4 separate regions of the Mus musculus genome follow, and regions 1, 2 and 3 are each linked to region 4. The links are chromatin loops, found by intact Hi-C in ENCODE. Cell type or tissue: left cerebral cortex. All regions are shown on one strand.

What was found. A loop is a pair of places that touch in the nucleus more often than their neighbours do. Peaks named below come from ENCODE experiments on the same cell type or tissue, not always from the same donor. Only the 100,000 strongest peaks of a DNase experiment are listed, where the experiment ranks them.
Region 1: it touches region 4 in a loop (2.1-fold over the local background); 9 of 42 quality-filtered maps call a loop at or near these places.
Region 2: it touches region 4 in a loop (2.1-fold over the local background); 4 of 42 quality-filtered maps call a loop at or near these places.
Region 3: it touches region 4 in a loop (2.2-fold over the local background); 9 of 42 quality-filtered maps call a loop at or near these places.

What each region holds. Positions count from the first base shown.
Region 1 is chr2:33,020,055-33,028,054 of GRCm38, reverse strand. Garnl3 (GTPase activating RANGAP domain-like 3) reads left to right here. Exons shown (of 30, transcript NM_001355200.1): 13 at 1,867-1,975; 14 at 4,521-4,566; 15 at 5,287-5,393. Among named protein-coding and RNA genes, the nearest start is that of Slc2a8, 42 kb to the right of the region's middle. In left cerebral cortex, CTCF peaks have their summits at 2,448 (motif pointing right), 3,362 and 4,177; DNase peaks (open chromatin) are centred at 361, 2,096 and 4,171; H3K27ac peaks cover 313 bases.
Region 2 is chr2:33,073,234-33,081,233 of GRCm38, reverse strand. All of the region lies in intron 3 of Garnl3 (GTPase activating RANGAP domain-like 3), which reads left to right. Among named protein-coding and RNA genes, the nearest start is that of Garnl3, 53 kb to the left of the region's middle. In left cerebral cortex, a CTCF peak has its summit at 3,783 (motif pointing left); a DNase peak (open chromatin) is centred at 3,759; H3K27ac peaks cover 914 bases.
Region 3 is chr2:33,032,402-33,040,401 of GRCm38, reverse strand. Garnl3 (GTPase activating RANGAP domain-like 3) reads left to right here. Exons shown (of 30, transcript NM_001355200.1): 10 at 5,617-5,692; 11 at 6,273-6,371. Among named protein-coding and RNA genes, the nearest start is that of Slc2a8, 54 kb to the right of the region's middle. In left cerebral cortex, a CTCF peak has its summit at 3,514 (motif pointing right); DNase peaks (open chromatin) are centred at 2,795, 3,371, 5,143 and 6,936; H3K27ac peaks cover 4,433 bases.
Region 4 is chr2:33,126,770-33,134,769 of GRCm38, reverse strand. Garnl3 (GTPase activating RANGAP domain-like 3) reads left to right here and starts at 4,151. Exons shown (of 30, transcript NM_001355200.1): 1 at 4,151-4,346. The coding sequence starts at 4,255. It overlaps Ralgps1 (Ral GEF with PH domain and SH3 binding motif 1), which reads left to right. Exons shown (of 20, transcript NM_175211.5): 20 at 1-1,351. In left cerebral cortex, CTCF peaks have their summits at 2,748, 4,320 (motif pointing right) and 5,061; DNase peaks (open chromatin) are centred at 2,989, 3,644, 3,969, 4,882 and 3 more places; H3K4me3 peaks cover 3,018 bases; H3K27ac peaks cover 1,616 bases.

The DNA of each region.
Region 1 (8,000 bases), 110 kb after region 4:
TTGTCTTGGCTTGCACGTCTCTGGTAACTAGTGAACTTGGGTGTCTTCTCCTGTGGTTATTACAGTCGACATGTCGTCTCTGGAGAAGTATCCACTTACAGTCTTCCTGTTTGTTTGAGTCACGTTCACTATTGAGCAGTAGGAATTCTTTATGTATTCTGGATCCTGCCACGCCTCTCCCTCTCCTGACAGTATCCCTTGTCCTTAGAGGCTCTCAGTTGTGGTGTGCTCTCACTTTCTCTTTCTTCTGTTGCCTGTTCTTTCAGTGTTACAAGAAATCATTTGAGCTGACTTGCACTCAGCTGTTCTCTACACCTTAGCTTCCTTATTGGTAAATGGGAATATACGCTATGACTCAGGCGGGGACCGACTCTCCAGGAATTTATGATACAGAATATGATACAGACAGGAAGCATAGCCAAGAGCCAGTTCCACACATAGAGGACTAATCCACATAAGAATGACATCAGGGGCTGGAGATGGCTCAGCAGTGACAAGCAACTGCTACTCTTCCAGATGACCAGAGTTTGGTTCCCAGCACCCACACTGGACAGCTCACAAAATGCCTCTAGCTCCAGGGAATCTGGTGTCCTCTTCTGGCTTTGGTAGACACACACACACACTCACACACTCACACACACACACACTTAAAATTTAATGGAATCACAAAACTTCCGTGGCTGCTGAGAGAGAAAGAACATGACAGCTAATAAAAATCAAGGAGGCCTTCCTGGAGAAGGTGCCATTTGCCTAAGCTTAGACAGATAACTACGTGTGAGATGCTTGGCCATACAAGGCTAGACAAGATAAGTTGGCAAGTACAGACCATGCTTTGCGTATTTATTGCTATGCCACAAACCACTCCAGAATCTACCAGTTAAGATAATTAGTTGGGAGCCGGATGTGGTGGCACACGCCTTTAATTCCAGCACTCATGAGGCAGAGGCAGGTGGATTTCTAAGTTTGAGGCCAGCCTGGTCTACAAAGTGAGTTCCAGGACAGCCAGGGCTACACAGAGAAACCCTGTCTCGAAAAACCAAAAAAAAAAAAAAAAAAAAAAAGATAATTACTTGGTTTCTTAAGGCTTTATGTGTTGATGACTCAGCAGAGAAGTCTTCTGCTGTCTCATGGAGGTTCTCATCCACTGCAGTCACCAGCAGCTGAGAACAGCAGCATCCTCAGTCCTCCACGGCCCAACACAAGGGACTCAGGGATCCAGGGTAGCAGCAGTTACTCAGTTTGACCAGATAGATGGTCTTGTATGGAGCTAGCAAAGTGGCCTGTTCTGTCCTGCTGGGTGCAGTGTTACTGGCATACACCACACCCGCTCACTGCTCACACATTCTTTGTGGTAGCTTTCCTGCTTTAGGGACCATGTAGGTATAAAGAGTCCACACAGTCTCTGTCTCTGAAGCTGTCTGGCCTTTTATACAAAAAAAAAGTGTCAACCGCATATCTAGGAACTCATTTTGGAAAGACAACTAGGGTCAAATTAGATAGAGCCATCTTGGCACTAAGTATGAACATTCAAATGAGCAGAGGAGAGTCAGAGGTGTAGGTCAGTGGAGGAGCACTGGGGTAGACTGTTTGAAGCCCATGTGCATGTCTCTCCCTCAGACACCCTCGTGACTGCTTCCTGAGCTCCTATGGGTCCCAGAACAGGTCAGGGTATAAGGAAGCAACGGGTGGAGGGAACGTTGTCCTTCAAGCTGGTGAGGAGGTTTGCACTGGGAGAGGAGCCCGGTGGCTTGTCAAGGCCACATGACGTCCGGCTGTGCAGTGGCTGTGGTGGTTTGCTACAGTGTCTTAACTGAGTGACCCTTGTCAGAGCAGCTCTTCTCACCATGTCATTTCTCCTCCTCACAGGTGGAAAGGAAGCGCCACATTGGAAACGATATTGTCACCATCGTGTTCCAGGAAGGAGAGGAGTCCTCTCCCGCCTTTAAGCCTTCCATGATCCGCTCCCATTTTACACGTATCCTGGGTCTTCATAAATGCTCCTGCCCACCAGCCTCCTGGGGCCTCCCAGGACATGTAATAGGCAGCGTGACACCCACCTGAGCGGCTAGTCTGACACCCGCCACCGGGCAGTGTGCCCAAGTGCTGCGTGTTTCTTTCTTGCCCGCCTCTGAGGCAGCGGGGAGGAGTCCTCGGGGACTGTTTCATTGTGTTTCTCAATTTATACACACACAAGATCCCTTCACCACACCCTCCACTACCCTCCCATCCTTCCCCTCTTCTGACCACCCCTTCTTCCTAACAAGGCCCCTCTGCTTTCTCACCTGGGTGTGTCCCACCTGTGTCTAACCAGGGATGCAGTTAAAGCCTACGCAGATGGTCATTTATTTGAGTGAGAGCAGCTCATCAGTAGCTACACCACTGAGAAAATGACTTTTTTTTAAATTATTTATGTATGTGAGTTCACTGAAGCTGTATTCAGACACACCAGAAGAGGGCATCAGATCCCATTACAGATGGCTGTGAGCCACCATGTGGTTGCTGGGAAATGAACTTAGGACCTCTGGAAGAGCAGTCATCCACTGAGCCATCTCTCCAGCCCGAAAATGGCTCTTTGTACCCCAGCAGCCATTAACTGCCTATAGCTCTTCAGGGAGGGGCAGGGCCTCAGGAGCCCCTCCCCATCCACAGTGGGATGTTGATGGGCCTAGGCCAGTACAGGTAGGCACTGGCTGTGAGTTTGCAGGTCAGAAGACAGTGTTTCCCAGCTCACTTCCGGCCTGCTGCCTCAGACCTCTGGGTGCTAGGGTTACAGGAGCATGCGACCACACCCACATTGACTTTCAGAATGCCTCCTCTTTCCTCAGGAAGTCTGTGAAGTGAGGCAAGCTTCCTATTATGAACTGGTAATGAACAATTGTGAAGGATAAGTAGTGACCCCTCTGGGAAGTGACGTCAACTATAAAATCTGTTGCCGCATGCCTGTAGTTCCAACACACTGAAGGCCTGGGCCTGTGTGTGTGTGTGTGTGTGTGTGTGTGTGTGTGTGTATCTGGGCATGCAGACTGACACCTGTAATTACAGCACCCGAGAGGCTGAGGCAGGAGTTCACTGTGAGAAATTATTCTAAGCCTGATACTACCTGCTAAGTTGAAGTATGCTGCGGCATGGTAACATTAACAATGTTACGCACATCGCCTAACCCTGCCCAGCTCACTGTCTGTAGATGCCCGTGGTGGGGCTGGCCCTCTCAACATTGCTCAGCCAGACAACCCCAGGGCATGTGTTCGTCCTATCTGCCAGACCTCAGTCACGGCCCACTTACCATGGTTACAGGCCAGGAGAGCCAATCTCAAGGCAGCGGCTCAGAAGGTTGGCCACAGTAAGGAAAGGACATCTAGTGGGCATTCTCAGAATGAAGTTGAGTCTCATTACTCCTGTTCCCAGAGACCCCGGGAAAAACACCGGGGGACAGACCACTGCGCATCAGGTGCCTGCCAATAAAACTGACTTGTCTCAAGTCAGACAACAGAGCTCACAAGGAGGTTTTTAAAAGTTGAAATGGCCAAATTTCTCCCACAAGGGTAGGGGTTATAATTAAGGTGAAGACACACCCTCCTTGGCTCCTCCTACTTACAGCATAATGTCCCCCATTTATTGGGCTGTGGCACTAATATTCCCCTTTTCCTGGTGACAGAAGGCTTCTCTGAGTGAAGCCCAGAAGACAAGGTAGCTAGATAGCTAGAGACACTTTAGGGTGCTCCCTATTAGACATTCTGCACACTGGCCTGAGCACATATGCAGGTGGTCGGTGTGACCTCATCCCGCAGAGTACAGGAGTGGCTGCACCCGAGTGTTGCTGCCTTCAGCCCCAGGCAGCAGCAGGGCTGGAGGTGAGATGTGAGAGCAGGCCAGAGGAGCACTATTGGGTGCGGCAGTTGTGCTCTTTGATTTATTTTTAAAGAGTTGTATTGAGATTGAAGCCCCATAGCATATCATTTGTCCTTTTTTCTTAAACGCTGGTGGAAGCCAGGTCTCCCACAAGTCCCGAAAGTGCTCTGCCACTGACCCACAGCCCGAGCCGCTCGTTGAGCTTCATCCCAAGCACAGGCGCCTCTGCTCAGCAGCTGCCAGCGGCTACACTGGCTCGGTCTGTTTTGTCTGCCAGAGGCAGGAGGAGAGGGAAAGTGTACAGCAGAAACATTTCCATTGTTTCCCCGTGTGGTGGAATAGATGAGTAGCCGGCGCCAGGAGCTGCTGCTCTGGTTCCCTGGCTGCTTGACTGTTTCATGGATTTCCTTATACACTCCCATGACAGCTGTGGAGGCTTCACCTAACCTTTTCCCAGTATAAGACCACACAGATGCTAACACTAGGCACAGGGCTCCCCTGTGTGTGTGTGTCCCTTGTAAAGGGGTGGAGTTTTGTCCCAACTTCAGAGCAGTAGGTACCTAGCCACAGGGAGGCCTGCTCAAGAACACTTCTGCAGGCAGGGTTCTCAGATCCAGCTCTCCAGTGTGAACATCAAGGGTATTGATGAGTTGCCTTGACTGTCCCCACAGATATTTTTGCCTTAGTGAGGTATGACCAGCAAAATGACAATTACAGGTAGGTAAAGACCTTGTCTCTCTTCTTGCTCTAATTCTAAAATTTGTGTCACCAGTCGGTATTGGCCCTCAAACGACCCTGATGTGCTTGCTTCTGGGGTTCATTAGGTGCAATCTCACCTTCTAGAATATTCTGTCTCTCTCTTCAGGGAAAGATTTTGCTCCATGTAGTATTGCTATGCACAGTAGGCCCAGGGTTCAGGGTTAGTTTGGTGTTTGTACTTTACAGGAGAAGTTGTCTGTCTGACCTTGGTCAGAGTGCCCCTTGCCTGCTGTCCTTCTGTTTCTCAGAATGAATTTATTAGAAGGGTCCTGTGAAAGTACTGTCAAGTTCCACCACTTAGGAGTAGAGAGGTCACACCTCAGCTCAGTCACTTACTGACTTTGAGGATTTGTGAAGCATGTCTGTCCCCGGGCACCTTGAGCCTAGTGTAGAGTAAGAACAGTCACCTCTGGCCTGCTCAGCAAGCCGTGAAATCCAGAGCACCCTGCCTGGTATGCAGCAGCCGTTCACTACTGGTTTTCAGTCTGTCCACAGGCTGGTGGGTTAGACCCTAAGGCACGGCTGCTTTCCTAGGAGAGAGCGCTCAGAGGTGACACAGGCTCCTCTGGAGTGAATCTTCCTCACGTATTACATAGGTCTCTGAACATATTGACTTGCAAAACTGTTACTGACCTTTGAAGAAGAGAGCTGACTAACTCTGGAATGTTCTCAACATAGGCTGAAAATATTTTCAGAAGAAAGTGTGCCACTTTTTGGCCCACCCTTGCCATCCCCTCCGGTGTTTACTGACCACCAGGAATTCAGGGACTTTTTGCTTGTGAAATGTAAGTTGTCATTTTGAAATGTGCTGTTGGTTGTTACAAGAATTTGTTCTCTATACTCTCCCAGGCCACTGCATAGGGAAGTGTTGTTAGACCATTCACATTCGATTCATCCATTACCCATGTTTAGTTTCTGGTAACATTGGGTAGGCTTTCTTCTGGGTTCTCATCTGCTCCTCACATCCTGCCCAAGGCTTTGCAACTTATCGCTTCACCACGCCGGTGCCACAGGCCTCTGGTCAGCCTGTGTGCCCTGGGGTTCTGATACCATCATTCTGAGTCTCCATCATTATATATGTGTGTCTTTGTGAAGGGGTAGGAAGCTATGGTTATGATTCACACTTAGGAACAGAGAGCTGCTGGGCTGTACGAGTGTGCAGGCAGATGGGTTGTGCATGGAGTGAAGAGAACCTTCCCACCCTGGGCCACAAGAGCTGGAGAGCCAGTGCGCATGCACCTCAGCTCACTGCTACCTCCCAGGGCCTGCCTCTGAGCTCTCCTGTCTGACAGACATGGGCCACACCCAGAGCGTGCCTGGGCCATCAGGACCTACTGATCAGCATCAAGTCACTTGGCTTCATCCACTGCAGACTCTTCATAGAAGTCTAGTCTGTCAGCCCTGGAGCTCTGGCAGTGCCACCCAGTCTGTGCCCTCTGCAGCCAGCTCCAGTCTCCTGCCAGACACAGCAGGGGCTGCAGCTGCTTTGCATCCACCTGCCCCTCATACCCACACACACACTGCCTAATTCTGTCACTGTTACCATGTAGTTTGAGAGAATTTGGGGAAGCTCCTGTCCTCTCATTGAATCCATCTTGGTTACCTGGCCCCAAGGTGGCATCAGTTGAGCCCAGAACGTCACAGAATCCCACATCAGTACACGCTACTCGGCTTCTAGTCTTCAATTGCCTTCAGAATTGGCCAAAACTAATGCTGCAGGCCAGGCAGGTGCTGGATGACATATTGTCCTTTCTTTGTATTCTCTTGTAAAGATTAACGTTATATGTGTATGCTTGAGTGTGTGTATGTGCTTGTGTATGTGGGTGCCCATGGAGGCCAGGAGAGAAGGCACTGGATTCTTCCCCTGGAAATGAGGTTATGAGCTGCCCAATGTGGGACTGAGGATAAAGCCCAGATCCTCTACTAGAGCAGGAAGTGGGGTGTTTTGTTGTTTTGTTTTGTTTTGTTGTTTTGTTTTGTTTTTTAGTCAAAGTCTCATTATGTAGCCCTGGCTAGCTTGAATTTACTATATAAACAAGGCTGGCCTTGAACTCATAGATCTGCCTGCTTCTGCCACTTTTGTGCTGGGATTAAATGCTTGGGCCACTAGCAGCAAGTGCTTCTGAGCCCCTGAGCCCTCTCTCCAGCCTCCGTATCTTATCTGCCCATCTCAGTGGCACTTGAAGGGATAAAATGTTACTTAATTCCGGTCACCAGATACATCCTACTCTCAGCCAAGATGGCTGACAGTGCTCGTCCCTCTGGGAGCCCCTGCAGAGGTCTCCACATGCTTTGCAACTTTCTCCTGGGGACGAAGCCATTAAGGCCGTGTAGCTGGGTGCCCCCCACATCATTAGCTCCCAGCTTTGGGCCACAGCAAGGTCTAGGGGGAAAGCTCTGCCCCCAGCACAAGAAGCAGCAGACTGCAAACCACTTGACAAAGGTGATGATTCTGTTCCTTTCTGCATTTTCAAAACATCCAGACCTAGAAATTTTCATGTGATTCAAGCCCAGGGCATCAAGTAGGAAGCAAGGAACAAACAGGGAGCAGTCGTTGCCTCCAAAGGAGTGAAGGAGCCAGGCCCAGTAGACAAGTGTTCTTGTCTATACCAAGTGATAGCACAGCTGGGACCCCAGGGCCTGTAGTGCTTTGACCCCAGAGTATTTAGAGGACAACATTGGGGACCCACTTGCAAGTGGAATCCATACATCAAGATGGAATAGCAAAAGCAGGCCTAGGAGTGGCACATCCTCAGCATCCTAGGGAGAAATGGAATTGGATTCAGTTGACCTGATGGTAAAGCTTTAAATATATCTTGGCTGGGAAGAATAACAGTGCTTTTATTCCTAGTAAGCTGAAGGATCTCTTGAGTTTGAAATCAGCCAGGCTACATTGTGAAATACTGACTTTAAAAATTATCTAGGAAGCTGGGCGTGGTGGTGCACGCCTTTAATCCCAGCACTCGAGAGGCAGAGGTAGGCGGATTTCTGAGTTTGAGGCCAGCCTGGTCTACAAAGTGAGTTCCAGGACAGCCAGGACCACACAAAGAAACCCTGCCCCTAAAAACCAATATATATATATATGTATGTGTGTGTGTGTGTAGGCTGCACAGGCAACAACACAATAGAAGCCCGAGACTAGAAGGCTGTTTGAATTCCACAGTGGGTTTAACAGAATAGAGGAAGCCAGCTAGGTTGAAAGATCCAAAATATCTCTAAATGGTTCAAAAAAAAAAAAAAAAACCCTCAGGTCTTTCCCTTCTGTCAAAATTAGTTACTTAAAATGTAGTTTTGGGGTCAGGCAAGTCAGAAGCAAGTGGAAATTTGTGAGAACCTGTCTAGAAAAGGAAAGGAAAGGAAAGGAAAGGAAAGGAAAGGAAAGGAAAGGAAAG
Region 2 (8,000 bases), 54 kb after region 4:
TTCATTCCTCTTAGATTGAGTATATATGAGGGTAGTGGGATCATTTGATACAAGTGAGCCTCTAGAACCACTCCCTCAACAGAGTTTGTGGAGAGGGCAGGCAGTCTCCGAGGAGGCCAGCTTACACAAGAGTAGTAGTGGGCTGCGGAGGGAGCTGAGCAGGGAGAGACTTGCACTTAAGCATCCGAGTTTAGATCCTTTGCACTTCACAACAGATGTGGCAGCACACACTGTTAACCTTTGCCCTGGGAAACAGCTACAGGTGGGGCCTGAGGGCTCACTAGCCAGCCAGCTTAGCCAATTGATGAAACAGATGCAGTGAGACCCCCATCTCAAAAAATCAGGTGGTAAGAAGTACGGGAAGACACCGATGCCCACCTCTGGCTTCCATGCATGCATGCACACGCACACTCACACACCAGCGGAATCTGCCCTGGAAACCTCCACACACACACAAAATGGATCCACGACATTCTCTCATGCAGTAAATTGTTTAAAAGCATTTCCTGAACCTTTCTTCCCCTGCTAGTGGACTCTTAGCCCTGCCACTTCAATTGGTCCCGTAAGTAAGGATACAGATCAGTAAGCCTTGCCCAGCTAGGCATCCTAGCTTTTTGTTTGCTCACAGAACCCTGTACTAAGCACAGCAGCAGCACTAGTCTCAGTGATACTAGTTGAAGAATGAGAGTTCTAGCTTGAGAGAAACTGGGGAGCAGTCTAACTCATGAAAAACAAAAGAGAAACCAAGCCCCCTTGACTATCACCAACACAGACTCATTAGCTTGCTGGCCATCCTGCCTCAACAGATGCCATTTTTCTTCCTGATGGATTGCAAGTCCAGTTTCTCCTGGCAACCGTCCAAACAAGGCATAGCTAGTACCGCATCAACCATCTCTCATCACTTTCTATGGAAATCTGTCAGGGGCGGCCAAAGATTGTTTGTAGCTTTTATTGATCTGTTCTTGGCCTTTGACTGGATAGACAGGAAACTGATGTGGTAGAGGAGATAAATGGTGTGAGCACAATATAGACCTCTGCCCAGTGCAGTCCGGCTGCAGACTGTCATGCACCACTGTCTCTTGATGCTGCTGGGAAGTCACCATCTGCAAGTGATTTCAAATGAGCATGAGTCTGAATATTGCCCATTCCTTTTGCATCATGTCCTAGCAAGTGAGCTCACACTCTCTGTATGCATGCAGCTCTGCTGTGCAGGAAAGAAGCAGAGAGATTCTTGCTTCCAAAGGTGGCAGGGTTTTATGGTTAGGAACTCAGAGTGGCCTCAAAAAATGTCTGGCATGTGTGCTGTCTGAATAGTTGGCAATGAACCTGTTCTGAATCTTTCATATTGAAAAATTCTCTGAGTTTTCTTGTTGTTGAATGTGTTTGTGTGTGTGTGTGTGTGTGTGTGTGTGTGTGTGTATGTGTGTGTGTGTGTGTGTGTGTAGGCCAGAGGTCAACATCAGGTGGCATTCCTCAGGTTCCACACTCCTTGCTTTTTAAGACAGGGATTCTCACTTGTCCTAGAACTTGACAAGTGGGCTAGGAAGCCCCGGTATTCCTCCTGCCCATGTCTCAGTGGGGATGGAGCACAGGCGCATGCTGCTATGTTCAGCTTTTATTATTACTGTTGTTGTTGCTATAACATTTTCAGAAAACATATTGTGAGCATATTTCCCATGCCCCAACTCCTCCCAGATTCTCCCCACTTCCCTGCCTACCAACATCATGTTCTTTCTTTCTCTTTCTGTCAGAAAACAAAAAATGAAAAGTGAAAGTTAAAGTGAAAACTCAATAAGACAAATCATACCAAAACAAAACAGAAAGCTCATGTGCACACACGCACACACACATATACAACACACACATGCACATGTACACAACACACACATGCACATGTACACAACACACACATGCATATGTACACAACACACACACACAAAGGGAGTTCACCTTGTGTAGACTAACTATTCCTAGGCCTGGGGCTTCCCCTAGAGTGTGGTTGATATATCTAATGACACTCCTATGGAGAGAACTGATTTTCCCTTTTCAGCAGGTTTCAATTGCAAATAGCTTCTTGGTTAAGGGTGGGACTTTGTGTCTGCATCCCTTTCTCAGTGCTGGGCTTTGTCTGGTTTGAACCTGTACAGGTCTTATGCATACAGCCACCGTCTATGTGAGATGACATGTGCTTCACCCAACCCTCTCAAGTCTGCAAGACAGTGGTTCCTTGGAGTCGTCCATTACCGCTGACTCTTACAATCTTCGATCCTTCTCCATATAGATTTCTGAGCCTTGAGGGGAGAGGTTTGACAGACATCCATTCAAGGCTGCGAAGCCCCTCACCCGCTGCACATTGTGCAGTTGTAGATCTCATTTTATCATGTTCCTTTAGACAGTAACAGTAGCAGGTTTTCCCTAGGCCCAAGACCTAGCCAGTCTTTGCTTCTCGGTTCTCGACTACTTGGCCCGTCAGGTGTGAGTTGCATCTCATTAAGTGGCCTTACTTCCAATATTAAACACACAGTGTCTGTCAGGCCCATACCATAGCCCACTATTGCACTGCTATATCCTGTGCACTGCTTGCTTTCGTAGGTCAGGGATCACAGCTACGTGACACTAATGATTACTGTCCCCTCTCCAGTAGTGTGTAAAGCACCTTCCAGTCCCACGAATGCTGTCTACAGGGATGCAGCCTCTAGTTGGGCACCAGCTCCGTTTCTCCATATTTAAAGACATAACTACATAATGTTTTCAGCAATAGAACTTTACCACCAGGTTGAGGAGGAAAAAAAAAAACCAATACCCTTGACAGTAGCCTATGATGTTTGGGGTGAGAGTGTCTGTGGGACCCCTTTGTCCAATGACTCATCAAGATGTAACCCATTGCCAGCACTGGAGATTTTACTTGGTGACATAAGACATCTAGTTGGGCGCCTAGCTTTTTTGAACACCACTTCTGGGGAGCAAACACAGATTCCCCATGCTTGCTTAGCAAGCACTTTTCTGGCCAGGCTGTCACACAGCCCACCCTCAAATTTTGGTGAGGAGTCATCCGTATTTTTGCTCAGACACAAATATAAACTACAGCTCAGGGACTGATGTACAGAGCCGATCCTTTGCTAATGAGTAACTTAGCTGCTGGTTCAGCAGCCTGACAGAGCAATTTTGTTCTGTGTTTGAGCTGATGATGCCTGCTCTTTATAGGGAAATTGTGGGAATTTTATGAGCAAAATCATATTCCACGTAGCATGACCAAATTGAGAGATTAGAGAAGGTAACGGCATATTTTTATCCCTCAGGAATATCAAAAATTAAACATTTTACAACTAAAATCCCCATCTGGGCAGATGTTCTCCAGTGTATCTGGCTTATGTCTGAGCCTTATGCAGCAGGTCAGCTCCCTGAGGGACCTCAGTTTTTAAAGTAGCACTGGAGGGGGCTTCAGATGTCTTCTGTTGTGGCTATGACTTGACTTTGCTATTATTAGTTCTAACATTTATTAGATGCTTTCCATGTGCTATGCTGAATGTTAGAGATGCAGTTGCATAATGGATGTTCTCAGACAACTAGATGAGGTAGGTGTTGCTTGGCGGTGCCTCATCTGTGGTTGACAGAAAGCAGGTGTGAGTCCTGAATGGGTCCCATGCACTAATGGTCTGAGGCTCCACAGCTAACACATGGCAAAAGTAAATTTTAAACCCAGGTCTGTGTCTTAGGCTACAGGTCGCATTCTGAGGGCAACAATTGTTACTCCAGTTCCCAAGGCTCTGACGCCCTCTTCTGGCCTTTCTAGGCACTGCCTGTATGTGGTGCATATTAAGGGATTTCTCTCTTTACAGTGGCTTCCATTGTCTTTTGTGGCTTGCTTACTATATCACACATGCTAACCTTACCCTCTTGTGCTGTGTGTCTAATTTTATCCTCTAACTAAAATGTATTTCCATAAGCTGCCTCAAACCCCCTTTAAAACATGAGATGAGACATAAACAAAACTGCACTTTCTTTATCTAGCCCTGAGCAGCATAGTCCTTCTGTCTCCCACTGACACCTGTCTGGTGGGCAAAATGGCTTTGACTCTTGCTGCACCAACAACCACACTACTTTTCTCTACAGTACAATTCGATGACTCGTTTTTCCAGGACCAACAAAACGTGAGATTTAGCATGAGATTTAGCATAGCACCTGAGCAGCCATTTGGTGACCGTCTTGAGCACCGAGGCCTGGTTAGTGACATGGATCGCTGAGGCACAAGACTATACCAGTAGCTGCACACACACCACGTAAGAATACCAGATGATGTCAGCCTCGAGATTGTTACCCCCAGGACAGCAGGGCCAGGCTTGATTGCTACTCGCCCTACTCCCTGCCTTCTGTTGGCCTCGTGTCACCCACGCTCTTCCCCAGGCCACAGATCTCTCCTGTGTGTTCTGGTTCCCTCTTCAGGTCACGCTTTCTGCTCTGAGCCTCCTTGGCTCAGCCCTGTCTCTGGCTCGTTCAGCTTGTGTGGTGTTCTTTGGCTTTGTGGCCTTTCCAGTGGTAGGCTATGGTGCCCTGCTCTACCTTAAGATCCACTTTCAAATTGTGATCTGTGTGTCAAAGCTTATATTTCATAACCCGAGATAGAGACTGCAAACACTTTGCTTATTTGGTTAGTTCTTCAGTATAAGAAGTGGAATATATTGCCGGGCGTGGTGGCGCACGCCTTTAATCCCAGCACTTGGGAGGCAGAGGCAGGCGGATTTCTGTGTTCGAGGCCAGCCTGGTCTACAAAGTGAGTTCCAGGACAGGGCGACACAGAGAAACCCTGTCTCGAAAAACCAAAAAAAAAAAAAAAAAAAAAGTGGAATATAACATCTTTCCACTTGGATTGTCTCCAAACAGTCTCTCCTAATGCCTGTTTGACTGTACCCTTGGGCTCCCCCATTGTGTGCCTGGTGTATTCTGTCCTTCATGTGCCCACTTCATGCCTGTGTCCACTTGCAGATCTGTGGCCAGAGTTTAGCAGTGTGGATCACCAGTTGTGACCATAAGCAAATTTTTAAAAATTATTTTTATGTACAGGTGTGTGCCTACTTGTCTGTACTATATGCATGTAGTAGCCTCCAGAAGCCAGAGAGGGTTCCAGTGCCCTGAAACTGGAGTTACAGGTTGTGAGCTGCCCCGTGTGGGTGCTGGGACTCAAGCCCAGGTCCTCTGCAAGTACAGAAAGTGCTTAGTCACTGAGCTGTCAGTGCAACCCCTAAAAGCAGATCTTTGACTTGGCAGAAATAGGTGATTGCCTTGTACACAGCTCTAATGAGAAGAAAGTGTTTTCAGTTCTGAGTGACTCAGAAAAGCTCCACATTCTCTTCTAAGTTTATGTGTCTCTGCCGTCAAATCCGTAGAACTTGACAATGTGCCGCGGACATGAGAATGGCAATTGCTCTCTTACTTCATATGATGCTGTTAGAAATGGCTGACAGAATATGTCTTCTTTCACATGGACTCTGAAAACAGAGCTGTGGGCTCTCAGAAGTGCAAATGTATTTAGTGTATTAACTGGCCTTTGGCAGGCATCTTGGGACCTGGTTCCCTTAAGCCAAGACCCTCTCCTTTCAGCTTTCTCCAGACTCAGGGCACAGCATCATCTTCACAGGGCAAACATACTCATTCCACAGCCCCAGGAGCTTTGTTACCTCTTTGTTAGAGATCCCCATGCCCCTTTTACCTACTAAGTAAATTTAGCAGCAAAAACCGTGACAGAAAAAAAGCCCATTGTCTCCTACTGTTGACTGGTGGATCAGAAAAGACCCACAGTTTCACACCCCAGTTACTGCTGGATGGAATAATAGTTCACAGTGAATTACTTTACTCTCTTAATAAAAGCAGGTACTGTGGGGATCATGTGCTTCTTGGCCTGCACTTTTTAGTTGCTTGGTTGCAGTTACAACTATGTCACTGTCTCTCAGACAGCTCAAACTGAGCTGCTCCATAGACTCTCCGGTGTTTCAGTCAGGGAATACATTTCAGCCATTCTCTTGAATTCTCATCCTAAGCCACACCCCAGTTCTCTCAGGGAGGAGGTGACTTCCCTCCTTGCTTCTTTTGATGTGGCCCTTCTTGCCCCCACCCAAACTGGTCCTAACAAGAGCACCAAAGGCCTTTTTGCTGTTCACTTCAGTGTACATAGCCAAAGCCATTGGTCTTTTGGGTGCTTTGTATATGCAAACTAATTGAAATGTCACAGGACCCACAGCGGCATCTTCCCTACCTTACAGAAGAGATTACTTCTATTCTGAAAAGCTAGCTAACTTGCCCAAGGTCACATAGATAGTAAATGACAGGCTGCCCACTCCCCCAGACACATAATTTTTCTGCAGTGGATTGTATTGGTTTTAAATCCCATGATTTTGGAGCTGGAGAGAGATGGTTTACTGGTTAAGAGTGCTTGCTGTTTTCCCAGAGGACCCAAGTTAAGTTCCCAGCAATGATGCTGGGTGGCTTACAGCCACCTGTGACTCCAAATCCAATATCCTCTTCTGGCCTTTGGGAGCACCTACATGCTAATACATAGACATGCACATGTACATAAATAAAATAAAAAGTAAATCTTTAATAAAAGGCAAAGTACTGTGATCTTACCCCGTCCCAGTACTCCCTAAACTTTACAATACACAACAACAATGTGCTTCAACCCTGCATTCCAATTCACTGTGTCTGGAGTAGACTGGCGTTTTTTTTTTTTTTTTTTTTTTTTTAGGAGATTCTGATTTGAAAGTGACAGTTATTTTCTTACATGCTTCTTGCCTAGTTTCCAGCATAGTTAGGGATAAGGACGGAGAGAGGTGTGTTTCTCACACTTCCCTTTTGGATGCCGTCTGTTTCATTTCCTCTTTCTTTGACCTGGCCTTTTTTTTTTTTTTTTTTTTCCTGGCTCCCCTGACTTAAAAGATCCCATCAAAGTTCTGGATAAACTGAGATCTAGTTTATCTGCACCCTCAGCTGGAATTAACAGAAGTGTGGGGCTTTGATGTCCTTATTGCTGTAAGGAGTACTTGCCCTCACCTACAGTTCTAGCAATATCCTGATGCTTTTGGCCAAACAGGGACCAGCATCGGGCCCTCAACATCGTGCTCCCAGGCAGTAAAGCTCACGTTCCAGGGCCTCTACCACCTGCTCTTATCCATCATTCCCAGACTCCAGCAAACAGCCCTCTACCTATGACCATCACAGCCTCTCAGGTCTCCTCATACCCCAATCCTTCCAGAATGCTCTTCTCCTTGTGCCTCTGCCAAGCCTCAGCTCTTCCATGCACCCTTCCCTATCTGTCTTAATGGACCACTCATCTTCTACCCTCAGGAACCTTGCATCTCTTTGCATTTCTCCAGGATGCCAGTCATATTTTGCCTTGTAATAATTTGCAGACATTCTTTAACTTGCCTCGCATGGGGACCACTTTTTCACTGTATCCACAGCAAGCTCCAGGCTCACTGCCAGATGCCCATGTAGTGGCTAGAGCATGAGTTCTGCTAGAAATCCAGTGTCTGGAGGGTTCTTTCAGTTACGTTTTATAGTATTTCTTACTTTTGTATCTATGCATGTGGGCATAAAAGTGGATATACTTCTTAATACCCTTCTGTGGTTCGGAGAAGAGTACATGCTGGCTATAGGAGAGTTTGAAATCACTGAAAAGTACAGAAAGGACAATGAAGTGCAGCTTTAACTTCCTAGCCTGCAGGTAGTCACCATGAAGACTTAGTGTGTCTCTTTAGCAATCACATTAACGTACAACATAGGCTTCTGTATTGTCTTCTTCTTTACTTAAAAACAAATGTCATCTTTTGAATAATGGGCACTCTTCCACCAACAGCAGCACTGTCTCCTCTCTAGATCGCTTATTTCTTATTTATGTCTAATTTCATTTGCTGGCTGTGACCTTTTTAGAATAAGAATCAAGGTGCCAGGGAAATAACTTTGTAAAGTACTTGCTGCATAATTACGAGGTCCTACATTCCACTCCC
Region 3 (8,000 bases), 94 kb after region 4:
AGACTGTTGTCCCCACAGGAGATCTAGTGTCCTGTGCTGTAGTACACACCGGGGAGCAGTGAACTGTGAATAGGCAGAACCCTATAAATACAGAAGGCTCTCTGTCTTAGTGATAGACTTAATGACCAAGAGTTGGGAAGGAGCCGGGCGTGGTGACGCACGCCTTTAATCCCAGCACTCGGGGAGGCAGAGGCAGGCAAATTTCTGAGTTCGAGGCCAGCCTGGTCTACAAAGTGAGTTTCAGGACAGCCAAGGCTACACAGAGAAACCCTGTCTCAGAAAAAAAAAAAAAAAGTTGGGAAGGAAAGGGTTTATTTGGCTCATGCTTGCACATCACTGTTTATCACTGAAGTGAGTCAGGACAGGAACTCAGGGCAGGAACCTAGAGGCAGGAGCTGGTGCAGAAGCCATGGAAGGGTGCTGTTTATTACTGGCTTGCTCATCATGGCTTGCTCAGCCTGCTTTCTTATAGAACCCAGGAGCACCAGCCCAGGGATGGCCCCACTCACAGTGAGATGGGCCCTCTCCCACAATCACTAAGAAAATGACTTATAGCCACATCTTGTGGATGTACTTTGTCAAAGGGTCCCTCCTTTCAGGTGGCTCTGGCTGTGTCAAGTTGACATAATACTAGCTAGAACACTGCCCAAGCAACAGTATCAAGGAACTAGCCATGGTGTTTTAAATAAGGCAATCCTTCCTCGGTTCCAATGATTCTTCTGGATTCATTGGGACTTTCTGCTCAGATTTCACTTTTCATAGAAGGAATATAATTTGGAATATTAATACCATAGATAAAATTAGAACTAGAGGGGCTAGTGATATGGCTCGGTGGTTAAGAGCACTGACTGTTCTTCCGGAGATCATGAGTTCAAATCCCAGCAACCACACGGTGGCTCACAACCATCCGTAATTCCAAACAAACAAACAAACAACCTATGGACCGGAGCCAGTGGGGATGCTGGAGTGAGCAGAGGGCTGGAGCAGGCAGGCTGGAGCAAGAAGGAGAAAGGGAGTGGGGATTAGAACTAGGGACTGGAGAGGTGGGTCACCAGTTAAGGGCACTGGCTGCTCTTACTACAGAAGACTTGAGTCCACAGTTTCTAGCCTCCACACAGTGACTTACAACCATCTATAAATCTAGTTCCAGGGACTTCAATGCCCTCTTCAGATCTCCACAGGCACCAAACACACAGACATGCAGGCAAACAAATATACATATAAAATAAAAATAAATAGATTTTTTAAATTTAGAAATATTTTAACACCTAAACAAATAGAAATGACAAATGTAGCCTGTTTGTTTGTCTGAGCAGGACTGTGTCCTGAGGGAATCAGTACCTTAACTCTCCAAAAGGCAGCTTTCTCCAGTGGCACAGACTGAACTTGGGACCTAGAAAACTCCCTACATCCCTCCAGATCCAATGCTCATGAAAAGCTGATGTGTTTAGTGACTTATTCCAAAGTGGTCCATTGTGGGTTGGAGCTCAGTGGAAGAGCATTTGTCTAGCATGCATGATGGAGCCCTGGGTTCAGTTCTCAGTGCCAGAAGATAACAACTCAGAGTCATCTGTTAGGATCAAGTAGTCCCAGATCAAACTACCTCTCCTAAGCTATGAGACAGCTTCTGAAAACAGATGGATATTTTCTGCTCATCAAGGGCATCATCTGAGAAGCCTTAGACAGCAGGTAACTTCAGTAAATCCTGTCTTAGTTAGGGTTTCCATTGCTATGAAGAGACACCATGACCAAGGCAACTCATATTGGGACATTTAATTGGAACTGACTTACAGTGTCAAAGGTTCAGTCCATTATCATCATGGCAGGAAGCATGGCAGTGTGCGGGCAGACATGGTGCTGGAGAAGGAGCTGAGAGTTATATACCTTTATCCAGCTGCAACCAGGAGAAAACTGGATCCTCAGGCAGCTAGGAGGAAGGTCTCAAAGCCACTCCTACAGTGGACACACTTCCTCCAACAAGGTCACACCTCCTAATAGTGCCGCTCCCTGGACCAAGCATATTAAACCACCACAGAGCCCCAAGACAACTTTCCTGGAATGTCCACCTGAAGCAGAAGATTCTATATAATTTCTCATTTAAACTGGGGCTCTTTGGGAAGTATTAATAATAGCTGGACAGCAGAAAAAGGAGATGCAGACCAGGTTCATCATGGCAACCTGGAATCATGCTCTTCTCCCTATCAGTGACCTTGAAGGATGAAAATCTTCTCATTCCAGGATACCTAGATAATCCCATCCTGCATCCACTTTGCCCAATGACTTTGTAGTGCTTCATCCTGGCCTGATAACGTGTTTCACAACTCCATCCCCTCCAAGGCCTCAGCCAGGATGCTGGTAGCATGCTGCCAGGCTCAGAATATCATCCCCATGAAGTTTCTTAAAGTTTTAGCCACTGACATCTCTGTCTGCACTCTCAGCTTTGCTCAGTGCAGACCTGTCTTGTGAATACTATGCTATTGGGAAGAGTCAAAAGCCAAAAGACCTTGATCCCAGGTCTGCCTGCTGTTTGCTTATGACCAGCCTTGGCCAAATCTCTTGTTCCTGGACTTCTCTGTCTGTGGCCTGTGGGTCCTTTCTGGTCCTAATGAGCTGCTAGCATACCTAATCCTTCTGTCCTCTGCTTACTGTCTATTGGCTCAGTTGGACCCAATGCCAGGCTTCTTGGAAGCCTCCCAGTTAGTTCCTTTTCTTCACTGGTTCTTAGAGTCTGTTTCTTGGACCAGCAGCAAGGACATCTCAGGGAAATCTTTTTGATGCAAACTTCCAAGCCAGATGCAAGACCTACTGAGCGTGGAACACTGGGCTGGGAGCCAGCCATCTCCTAGCAACCCCTCCAGGGCTACCAATGCTGTCAACCTGGACACCAAGTATAGAGGGCCACTGCTTCACTGCTTCAGTCTTCCTATGACTACTCCAGAAGGGCTGTCTGCTAGACACATTGTTAGCTGCTTTTTGTGAGGGTTTAGAACAGAAGAGATGCCAACATCTTAGAGATGTGTGGCTGCTGTCATCACTCCAAAAACAGAAGAAGAAACATGAAGGTCATGGAAACTCAAAAGAGGTCGAACTCCTGACAGAACCACAGAGATTGGGGCTGAGAGATGGCTCGGGGTTAAGAGCAAATATGCTGTCCTCACAAGACCTGAGTTATGTTCCCAGCAGCTCACATAACCTCCTGTAACTCCAGCTTCAGGGGATCCAACACCTCTAACCCCACAGGCACACCTGTGCTCATGTGCACATGCTGACACACACACACACAATTTAAAATAATAAAAATAAACCTTTAAAAGTTTACCAAAAAAAATCCTGTTGGAAACTGGCCCACTGATAAAATGCAAGTGTCTCCGTCCAGCTTTGCTGTTTTACTTGCTGCTTATGCACAGCCATGAGTCACACTTACTCGTCTTCCCCACTGTCCCCAGCCTTTTGTTCTGCTCTACAGATTCAGTAGTAAAGTATGTGTGATCTTTTTTTTTTTTAAAGATTTATTTATTTATTACATGTAAGTACACTGTAGCTGTCTTCAGACACACCAGAAGAGGGCGTCAGATCTCCTTACAGATGGTTGTGAGCCACCATGTGGTTGCTGGGATTTGAACTCTGGACCTTCGGAAGAGCAGTCGGGTGCTCTTACCCACTGAGCCATCTCACCAGCCCAGTATGTGTGATCTTAATGGGAAAGAGATACATGTACATGTTCAAGATCAGAATTCCAGTGGGGACGGGGGTGTAAAGAGTGAGCAGTGCTGTGGTGGAGGGCTGCATTGAGAGGTGTCCTCTCTGGAAGTTGCTGATGGGGCTGAGGCTTGCCCAGCAGGGAAGAGCATCACCCCCAAGAACTAGGAAGCATTCCAGGTATACGGTCAGGTGGAAATGCCCTCCCTATGTATGTGTCTATCTAGAAAGCCACTGTTACAGAACAGCATGCATCTGTCTCCCAGGTGTACTGGGGACAGAGGAGAGTTCAGAAGCACAAACCTCAGACCTGGGTTTTCAGATTCCTCTTTTCCTAAGTGTGTGCATATGCTGTGTGTGCATGTGTGGGTTCACGTACACACATATACGGATGTCTTAGGTTGATGTCAGGACTCTTTCACTATCCATCTTCTACCTTATTCATTGAGACGGGATCTCCTAATCAAATGCAAGGCTCCCTGGTACGTCCACTTTTGTTAGCCAGCTTGTTCTGGGGAGTCCCCTTTCTCTCTGCCTTCCTGAAGTAGGATGGCAGGCACCTTCACAAACCTACCAGGCCTGTCTGTGGGTTCTAGGGATGTGAAGTCCAGTTCTTTGGGCATGTGTGGTGAGCACTTTAATCACTGAGCCACCAGCTCAAGCTGGGCTCTCAAACTCTTACTTTTGCCATTCCACCTCTGAATCCCAGCATCTTGCATTGACCTCTCACCTCTGGCCCCACTGACCCCCGACACCTTGACTGCCAACATCCAGAACCCTTCACTTAGTGGTGAATCAAACAGCCTTCTTGTATTGATAGTCTTCCAACAATGGACTCTTTTATTATTAAGTAATTCAGACATACACAAAGTATAGATAATAAAATACAAATTGCCTGCCTAGATTAAAGGCAATATCATTAGAAACCTAGAGTTCAAGGGCTGGAGTGATGCCTCAGCCATTAAGAGCATGTGCTGCTCTTCAAAGAACCCAGACTTGGACTGACTCACATCCAGTAGCTCATAACTGCCTTTAACTCCAGTTCCAAGGGATCCAGTACTGAATTCTAGCCTCCAAGGGTACCTGTACTTATGTGGTGACTATAACCACCACATAATACAGCATTATAATGAATTATGGTAATACAAACACATAAATGAAACTAAGTCTTCAAAAAGTAACAGTTTGAGGCCCTACTTCCTGCTCCCTGACTCCACCCCTCTGTCTACCTCTCTTCTCTAAAGCAGCTAACATCTCACATTGGCACTTGTCATTTCCACAGGGTCAGATTGTATCAGTTGTCTGCATAGTTGAGAACTATAAACTCAGACTGGGAATAGCCACTGTTTGCTTGGCTTGCTTTGTCTCTCATTCGAACATCTGGACTTGTTCAGATTAAATATCTTCAGGAATGGGGGAGTGAGCTTTTCATATAAATTGCCCACAATTTCCATATCTATTTCTAGAAGAGCCTACCAGACGTCAGCCTAAGATTGTTATGTTTGGCTCTCAGTTACAATTAGCTCCCCTGCTCTTCTGGGAACTGTTGCTGTTGCATAGATCAGAACATGGTGCCAAGCCCATGGGTGCCTGTGGCCATTTCTCAGAAGCACTACGATGCCCCTGCATGGACCTAGCATCCTCCTGATCCCATCAGTAATGAAATTCCAAATGGATTCGCTGATGCAAGCATGGATCACCTCGTCTCTATGCTATGTTGTAACCTACAAAAAAAAAAAAAAAAAAAGAGTGACTCTTGTTAACACTGGTCAGTACTGGGGCCAATGGGAGGAAAGAATCCCCCAAGTGTCCACTCTGCTGACCACAGTGATCCTTAATGGCAAACACTGTAGCTTATAACTAGGTGTGCTTTAGTGATGAAACTAACTGGTGTGTCTTTTGCTGTCTCGTTGTAAGGGCTCTGTGAATTTCAAATTTGGGGTTCTTTTTGCCAAAGATGGGCAGCTCACAGATGACGAGATGTTCAGCAATGGTGAGCAAGCATCCCCTCTGTACCCCCGCCAAGGGCAACCCTGCCTTTGACTGCCTTTCCCGCCGCTGAAACCAAATGTCTGCTTGGGCTGGAATCTCCAATACCAGGAGGCAGTTTACGGAATTTTGTAAGGTGGTTCTTGATCAGCTTCAGTCATATGCGTACGAGTCCCTGCAGTGGGCACTGGAGAACATAGCCAGGGGTGTGGGGAACACACACAAGTTTAGGAAATCTGGTTCTACAGAGTGCAAGATCTTCCCTTGCTGCTTCTGGCTGAGTTACTATAAAGACAGTATCATCTTCCTATATTTGTGTCTTTCATGTTACAACCCTGTCTATCATTGGGCAGAGCAACAATAGCCCCTTCATTCCTCAATACTGCATGCCCAAGGTCTGGTTCACCTGTCTGTTTGCCTTCCCTTGGGTTCCTGAAAATTACAAGACTTCCTTATAGCCCTTGGGTAAAAAGTGATGTGACCTCATGCTTTGATACTGTGCACATCAACAGCACCATTATCTGTGACTTCTTTATGGTTAAAAAATGAGGACCAGAGATTGACATCTGTGCCTTTTCTTGCAGAAATTGGAAGTGAAGCTTTTCAAAAATTTTTAAATCTCCTCGGTGACACCATTACTCTAAAGGGCTGGACAGGCTACCGTGGCGGTCTGGACACCAAAAGTAAGCATTCCCCTTGTCAAAATTAGTAACTTGTCAAAATAAGTAATTCTGTTACTTATACCCAAGAGAGGGAAACGAAAGAACCAGAAACTGGAGAGCCTGAGGATTATCCCAGGATGACACGATCAAGGTTACTGAGTCTATTTGTTGGCTTTATAAGACTAATCAGCCCTTGAAACCCATAGGAAGCACTAGGAGACACGATCAGCCAATACACAAATGAATGACATTTCCATCAACGAAGGACTACATCTGTTGTGGAATCTCATGAGGTTATAGAGCCTGGTAACATAGTCACAAGTGCAATTTGCCTCAGTGAGAGTCACACAGGAAAGTTGCCTTCCAACACAAGTCTCCATTGTCCCATAGCTGCATTTACCAATGAGCACCATCTGTATGCCAGAACCAGGCTAGGCTCAACATGACCCCTGCCTTGCAAGGAGCCTATAGTCCCCTGGATGGCACAAGCGCCAGTCACGTGAGTGACGGTTATGAAATAGCTTGGCAATCAGTGCTTACAGGATTGAGTTGGCGCAGAGAGTGCCACGGGCACTTTGCCGACTCTGGGGATTACAGAAGACTTCTCTGGGGGAACTTGGGAGTGATGAGTGGGAACAGTTGGAGAGTCTGGAGAAAAGAATTTCAAACAGGGAGCATCTGTGGAGTCCCTGAGGCTGAAAGAACATGGCGTGCTAGAAACTAAGAGAATGGCTTTCTGGCTGGAAGGAGCAAAGGGACCAAGAAAGTTGCAATTCGAATGAGAGACAAAGCAAGCCAAGCAAGCAGTGGCTATTCCCAGTCTGAGTTTATAGTTCTCAACTATGCGGACGACTGATACAATCTGACCCTGTGGAAATGACAAGTGCCAATGTGAGATGTTAGCTGCTTTAGAGAAGAGAGGTAGACAGGGGGATGGAGTCAGAGAACAGGAAGTAGGGCCTCAAACTGTTACTTTTTGAAGACTTAGAGAAGAGAAGAGGTGGCCCTGCAGGGAGTTTGAAGTCCCCTTGCATGTCACTGAGGTCCCCTTAGGGCAGATCTGCAGGGAAGATAATCTAGAGGGAACAGGCCAGAGGAGCCCCTAGAGAACCAGATCCCACAGTCTAAATGGGGGTAAGGGGACAGCTGTCGTGGCCAGGGAACAGCTGGCTGGCAGGGAGACAAGTGTATGAATTCCAGCACTGAGAATTCAGGCACAGGGTTCCATGATATTAGAAAGTGGAGATAGGGAGGAAGAAGGATTCTCATAGGGTCCCTGGATCTCTGGCCTGAAGTAGCTGGTAGAGAGCTGGGTTGGAAGGGAAAGCCCGGGAAGCAACGAGGTGGATGAAAGAGACTAGATGGCAAGCTCAGGCTCTAGCTGAGGAGCATTTCCAGCAGTTTGGGTTTCTGTGTTAGTCGCTTTGTTTGATCTTCCGTCAAACCTCAAAGAAAGTCAAGCAGGTGACACAGGCTCTTGTAGCCTAAATGTGGCAGACTTTCAGTCCAGGCAGCCTGACTACCTAACAGCTTTTCTTCCTAGAGGTGCACACAGATTCAGAGCATGACAGCCATGTGTGAGGAGGGCTGTGGAAAGGCCTTGGTTACCACCTTCCCCCTGACATGCTTTTTCATGTGTGTGATGTGTTC
Region 4 (8,000 bases):
GGTGGTTTTTTGTTTGTTTTGTTTATTTTTTAATATCAATTTTCAGATGGAAAATGATCTGTAAAACTGGGAAGCCATTTATAAGCCAAGGCTGCTTTAATCTGCACGTGGCATCCAGAGCTTTGCAACCTCTATTGAATATTGCCAAAAGCACAGCTTCTCTTCTGTGTGACCCTTAAACTGTCCCTGTGTCATATTGATATGTTGGGTGATTTCATGTTATAAAACAAACAAAAAACCCACCCTGCACAAAGCCCTTTTGAAAGTGTATTTATTGCATAAACATTCATATGTCAAGTGAATACTTCTTATACCCCAGGCTCTACCCAGACTGAAAAAGGCTAGAAACAAGACAAATCCAATTTTGGCCTTTGTAGAACTTAACCAGTCAATGACCAAATAATTACCACCTCACAAGCCAACTTTGGCAAGACCCTATCTCTCCCCTACTCCTGAATACAATCGTGTGCATTGGTTCTTCCAGGAAGACCAGATTGAATGGAAATGTTGGGAGAGTAAGTTGCATTGAGGACTTGCTGGAGTCCCGACATGGGAGGCTGGCTGGCTCTAAGCAGCCAGATTCTGATCTGTGTTCAAGAATGGTTCCAGGGAAGACGCCAAAGGCAGGATGAGAGAGTAGGGTCTGAGTGCTTGCCGTACGCACAGCCCCCCACCCCGTTTACTCTGTAACTTCAGTGTTAATTCATATACAGTATGAGTGGGAGCTGCGTGTCCCTGGGAGCCGAGGACTTGGACTTTGGTCCATCTTGTAAGCTGCTGCTGCTGCACAAGTGTGTGTCCCATGGACAGCCCCAAATTGCCACTCACCGCAGCAAGGTGATAGGTCATCTGCCATTTTGGAAGGACTTTGACCATTCAGTAATGAAATAATAGTAATTCATTTATTAGTGAGGCATACTCTTTAATAAATTTTGTGCCAAAATGCATGGTTTCCCACTTAGCATTCAAAATGTTGTATAAAGAGTAGTTTTCAATTTCTTACATGTTCTTCCAAGTAAACTGAAAATGAGTTTTCACATCTTACTTTGTTTCTTGTTCAATCTGCTGCACCCCCCCCCTTAAGCTGTCTTTTTTTCCCAGCAGACCCTGCATGCAGTTGTGTGAGGACTTTTCTCTAACATTTGTAAATTGTCTCATCTGCAATAACCACTGAACATCATCCCTCCTTGGGAGTCTTTAGATTTTTGGTGAAGTATTTTGTTACCTCAGTCTTGTATCAAGTTGCTGTATTTTTCAGCTTGTTACACTGATAATAATTGTTTCACTAATTAAATACTTTAATGTACAGACATCTTTGTTTACTTTGAAATTAAATGTGTTTTCCAATGAATATCGTTCTATTTATTAGTGTCACATGCAGTCAATTTGACAGGCAGCTGCTGTGCTACATGCCTGGAGGAGCCCAGGGCTCTGCTGAGAGTAACTAGGATGTAAATATATAGGGAAAGAACAGGGACAATATTGTGGATCTCTTGGAGAGGAAGGCAGAGGGTCTGGGGATACCTAAGAAGACAGGGGGCCTTGAGAGTTTTCAGATCAGAAGTCGCAGAACATTAAGGAGGCTGTAGGAGTGGGGGGAGGGGGGTCAGGGAGACAGAGAGGACAGGATGCACATGGGGAAAAGCAGGCAACCCGAGATTACTGAGGGAGAGTTCCAGTCAAGGTGATAATCTGAAAAGATCTGTCAGGAGGAAGTCATGATGCATAAAGCAAACCCACTCCAGTTTGATTAGAGGTAAAGGAGAGAGGGAGAAAGCGAGGGAGGGAGTAAGGGAGGGAGGGAGGCAGAGAGAGAGCAAGCGCCAGCGAGCAGGAGCGCAGGAACTAGAGTAGATTGGGGATCTCAGTGGCAGCTCCCAGGCATACACACCCATTCTTGCTCCTGTCTCTGCTTGAATGAGACCAGAACCTTGTGATCGCAGTGAAAGAGCCCTGCTGCACAAATTAGCACACACCTACACTTTACCTGGGAAGAGGAACTCTCAATTGAGCAGCTTCCTCCATCAGATTAGCCTGTAGACAGGTCTGTGAGGGCTTTTGGTAGTGGTGGTGGGGTGCTGTGAAGGATCTAAGCCCACTGTAGGTGGTAGTATCCCGGGCAGGTGGTACTTGGCTAGATAAGAAAAGAAGGTGAGCAAGCCAGAGGAAAATCTGTTAAGTGCTGATTCAGTTCTTGAGTTCCTCACCCTTCCAGCTCCAAACTGTTGTACCTCGTTGTGGACTCCGCTTCAGCCAGGAAGACCCGCATCATCCAGGCACCCCTGAAGTGAGGAAGAGGCAACGTGGGCGGGGCTTGTGTAGGGCAGGGGAAGCTAAAGGGCTCTTGGGGCTGAATAGCCAAGGGACAAGAGACGCAGAATTGCTCCAAGTACAGACCTCAGTTTCTGCTTGGGACATTGAGCTCCTGCTCTGACTTCCCAGATGATGGGCTGTAGCCTGTAAGACAAATAAAGGCTTTCTTCCCTAAGGTGCTTTTGATCACAGCAACAGAAACTGAACTAGAAATAGATGGCAAAGCCATCCTTACTTAAACTCAGATGAATTTCCACACCCAACTACAGTGCAATGTTACAGAACTCAGATGATGCATCCGACTCGGGGAGGAAATGAGGGGTGGAGGTTAGAGCTGTCACAAAATTGGAAGGTTATGAATGAAAACCTGAACCCACAACTGGTAGACAACCAAAGCTCCCCTCAGCCTCACTGTGTCAGACCACAAACAGCCACCAGGAGACAGTAGTACCTCCTTTTGCTGACTGGTTAGATCCTGAGGTAGCGCAAACCTCATGGTGGACCCCAGTTCAGGCAGGAAGACCCGCACCATCCAGGCACTCCTGAAGTGAGAAAGAGGCGACATGGGCGGGGCTAGATAGGCGGGACTTGTAGGCGGGGAAGCTAGAGGGCTCTTGGGGTGGAATAGCCAAGGGACGAGAGAACAAAATTGCTCTAAGTACAGACCTCAGCTTCAAGAGAAAAGAGGCGGAGCTCCGGGGTTGGGGGCCATGCCTGTGGGCGGGATGTGGAGAAAGGCGGCCCCCAAAAGAAGGCGGTGCTACGATAGAAAGGACCAAGAGGTGCTGAGGTGAGGAGGGTCAGCAGAGAATCCAGCAATCGGAGCTGTGGAGCGGCGGGCCGATAGAGCGCTCTGTGCTGGAGGGGTAGGTGGGAAGGGCCTAGATCTGTGGGAATGGTAAGGAGCGGGAGTGATGGGCCGTGGACCCGACGAAGTTGAGGATCCAGTGGGCATTGGGAGCCTGCGTGCGCTACACAGAAGAACGGAGGGAGCGCGGGTAGAAGATCTTGGTGAGGCCAGTTCAGGAGGGGCGTGGCTGGAGCTGGTGTAGAGGCAGGGTGGGGCCTGCACTGGTCTGAGAAGGGCCGGAGAAACGGAGATCGTTAGCTCGGGGCGTGGCCTGTGCCCAGACTAGGGAGTGAGGTGGGTTTGGCTAAGAGATGGGGCGGGCCCTTGGCAAAGCTGAAGGGCAAAGGGACTGACTGGATAAGGGTTTGGGGTGGGGCCTGAGCCCACTGATAGGTAAGGCTTGGTACTTGGGGCGGGGCACGGGTGGAGCCTGAGCAGAGCTGAGAGGAGATCTGCGTGATTGGGGCGGGGCAAAGGCGGACAGGGGCGGGACCTGAACCTAATTCAAATAGACTGGGTTGGGGCGGTGAGGGGGCGGGGCCTAAACCCAGCTGAGTGGTGAGGGAGGATCTTCTAGATTAGGGGCGAGGCAGGGGGAGGGCCAAGGCCTCAAAAAGGACCAAAGGGAGTGGATTCGGTAGGAGATCAGGGAGGTTCCGGAGACTAGCTCCGGAGAGATGAGGCAAACTTCGCTAGGCTAGGGGCAGGGCTTAAAGCCAGAGGTTCGGAAGAGGCGTACCTGCTAGAATGGGGGCGGGGCAGAGGTGAGGCCTAAAGCCAGAGGCGTGGTTAGGCCGTTAGAGTAGGGGCGGGGCCTAAAGCCTCAGGCGTGTTCAAGGGACCTGATTAGAGTAGGGGCGGGGCTTGGACCCCGCGAATAGTCTGAGGGCGTGGTTAGGCTGGAGTTCGGGGCGGGGCCTGAGGTCCCAGGCTGGGCTGGAGTTTGGGGCGGGACAGAGGCGGGGCTTGGGTCCGGTGAGGGGTGCGGGGCGGGGCGTGGGCTGCGGCGCGCTAGCTGAGCGTCCGGCCGAACACCGCCGAGGCCCGAGCCCACCCGAGTGTGCCCGAGCCGTCGGCCCCCGCCCGGGGCGATGGAGCAGGAACCCGGCGGGGCTGCCGCTGCGCTCCTGCGGCAGAAGAGGGCGGCGCTGCGGCGCAGGGGGTGCAGCTTTGAGAGTCCCAGGTACCGTTGCCCCGGAGGGGTGCAGCCTCTAGGGGTGGGAGAGGGGAGTAGGCCACGTGGGGGTTGGCGGTGTGAGGGGACAGAGTGTGGCGAGGCCGCGGCGTGGGAGGGAGTCGGCGCAGAGCCCAGTAGAGCGGCCGGGCCACGCTGAGGGAGTGCCCAGCGGGAGGGCTAGAGACCTGTGTCCGGCCGGCAGATGATGTGGACGTCCGAAGCCTCGGCCCTGTGACAGGCCCTGCACACTACGGCTCAGGGAGGTCTTGGGCTGTGGAGAACGCGACCTGCCTGCTTCTAAATGCTCAAGGACAAGGTCGGAACCCCTAAGCCCCCAAAAGGACACCCTTTAGGCTTCTCTTGCTTTCTATAATCCATCCTCGCACCCCAAGTGCCTGGCCACCTGCTGCCTATGGCCCCGCCCATCTGTGGTTGGGGTGGGGGGCACCCTGCATAGTTCCTAGGTCCTTTCTCTTTCCCAGGTTGTCCGTGCCCCTCCCGGACTTACCTTCCTTAACTGGCGCCCTCCTGAGGAACCAGCCTGGCCGTAGGTGAAGCTTGGCTGCTGCCGGACACGCCCTTCCCTTTGCGGCTCTTGCCCATGCCTATCCCCGGCTTACTCCCACCTCCAAGGAATTCCTTGTAACTTGAAATGGGTCCTGCTTCCAGGTGGACTCATTCCTTTCAGAATGACTCCAGCACCACCATCTGGGCCAGATTTTCATCAGTATTCTGTAATAATGGCCTTAGGGAGGGTATCCTGAAGCCAACCCCCTTCCTCCTAGCCTACTGCTGCCTGCACCCCTGAGTTTTTAATTGCCATAGCATGGGTAGGGACGAGGAAGAGAAAAAAGATGTAGGACTCTAACCTCCACTGAGGTGGAAAAGAGAGTTCATTTGCTAAGGCACAAAGCAAACCAGCCAAGATCCTTAAAGGAAGGTGTGATGCCCTTAATTGGCCTTTCTCAGACTCAGTCCTTGACACACTGCTCCAGCAGTTCTGATGCTGTGTGGTAAGGACAGATATCAAGGCTGCTCTAGCCGCTGCCCTAGCCTCTTCCCCATCACCACAGCTGCCTCAAGCCTGGCCCATCACAGAGCCTGAAGGGCTTGGGCACTCCTCCCTCAGGCTGTAGAACTGCTCATCAATTCTTTTTGAAAGTCTTTCTTGAACTCTAGGCTTAGCTTTGTGTGATCAGCACCTGGGCATCTGCCAAGAAGGTTCTAAATATTTGTGTGGTGACCTGAGTGGAACATTTCCCTTCCATAGGAGACCCAGGCAGCTAACAATCTCTATGGCTTGAGCATGAAGAATAGGAAGAGGTATACCAAGAGACTGGAGCAAAGAGAATCTCTCAGGTCTGAGGCAGCCTGCTTAGGACAGTGCTGCTACAGAACTTCCGGACATGAAGGAATGGTTCTGTAATGCAGCCCATGCAGTCCGGGAGCCACAGACACCTGTGGCTGTGGAACACCTCGCCAAGACACCTGAGTGTTGAGTTGTGCTTAGCCTTCAATGCAAGTAACCACATTGATCCCAGCACTACCCCCTCAGCCAGCATTAATTAGCTTTCTCAGGCTCAGTCCTTGACACATCTGCTCCAGCAATTCTGATAAGAGCCTTAGGAGGACTGAGAAATGCGTACCATAGTGGACAGTGCTGGCATAAAAATTAGACTTCCTTCCCCTTTGTCTTCATGACCATATTCTTCAAGAACTGAAATGACTTACAAGCCTCCAGGTGTTTTTGTTCTCTGATACACCATGACATTATCTAGTGGCTTGTGAGATAATTAGGATTAGCTTTTTTTTTTCTTTTTTTCTTCTAAAAATAATTTATTGAATGAAATTTGAAAATGCAAGAAGAACATAAACAGGATAATTAAATTATTTTGATGGTAGTATTGATGATATATAGTCTCATATAGCCCTGGTTGGCCTGAAATTCACTATGTAAATCAGGCTGTCCTGGAACTCACAGAGACCTGCCTGCCTCTGCCCCTTAAGTGCTGGGATTAAAGACCACCACACCCAGTGGATAGTTTATTGATTCATAATCCCACTATAGATATAATTGGCCTTTTCTCCATGAATATTTATCATTTTAATTGACTTTTCACTCAGCACATCATAAACCCTGGAAGCAATCCTTACATATTCCTTAAAAATTTTTTTTCAGTTGCTGTGTGATCTCCTACTATATGGATGTCTAACTATTTTTAGCCTATCTTTTACTACTTTCACTCTTCCTAGAGATGCAGTTCATTTATGTATAGTCACTTGTGTGTGAAGACATCACTGGCCCATAAGATAAGATCATGAAAGTGATGGGAATTATGGGTCAGGACAAAAGAGCCTCTTAAAGTCTTCTGCAGCAGGATTCCAGAGTGCTCTCCTAGGCATTATTATTATATTTGCCAAAGTGATACCTTGTCATTTGAATTTCTTTATTTAGTAATGATGCTTTTCTCATAAATCATATTTTTTTACTTATTTTAAGGTATTTGTATATATGATCATCATTTTCCTTTGGAATATTTATCCTTTCCTAGTAGAATTAAAACTTTTTTTTATTTATTAAGGGGAATTTTGCGGTAAATATATAGCAGATTTTTTTTTCCAGTTAATTATTTGCCTTTTCACATTCTGTGTGGTGGTTTTCCAGTGAGTGTGTGTTTGTGTGTGTGCGCGCATTTGTGTGTGTGGTGACTATTGTCTTAAACTTTAGAGCCACTGATTTCTTCCTCTTGTTTATACTCATGTAAAAGAATCTCTTTACTTAAATAGATAGTCATCTACAATTTCTCCATGTTTAATGAAAATTTACAGTTAGCATATAAAGTAGTTCTCCATTATCTTTGTTGTTCTAAAAACAGCTTCCTTAATTCAGTAATCCAAATGACCTCATGATTCTGGCTCAGTGTCAGACCCTCTTATCTACATCTTGACCGAATGGGTGCATGGCTCCTTAGACCAAGCCCATTGATCCAGAGGCCTGCAGCTGTCTGAGAGCTTCTCGGCTGCTTTTGGAACATAACTAGGAGGGGAAGCCTTGCCACCTCTGTATGCCTCAGTTACTTCTCCTGGCCAACTGTATCAAGTTTAAACACCCTTGCCTCATGGTTAGTCCCTTTGAGAATGAGTGTTAGCCATATTTACCTACTCATTTTATCTTTGTGTGTATATGTGTGTGTCTACATGAGTGTGTACTTCTGCAGCATTAACAGTTTCACGGTTCTCTTTGCTAAATATCCTGTGTGAGTTCTGATAGCTGGTGTGCAAACACAGCAAGCTAAGAAAAGGAAGTGAAGGAGCAAGAAATGGCCTAGGGACTGGGCATCAGGCTGGTGGTAATGAAAAAGACTAGCTCTCTGTACTTGGAGGCATCAGGGAAGACACCCGTGCTGTTAAACAACTTGCCCTGAATGTGTTCACTGTGACTTTATAGACAGGCAGATCAGATGGTGGCAATGCACAAGGACCTGGGCTCAAGTTTCTGCCTTTGTCAATCAAGCAAGTGAATTAGGAAAGTTGCTTAGCCCTCTGTGAATCTTGGTTAACAAATTTTTAACCGCCCTGTATTGATGTGAGCTTTAAATGACCTAGTGTGTGAAGTGCTGCTACCAGGAGTGTGGGAAGCACTGGGACTGACAGCTGTGG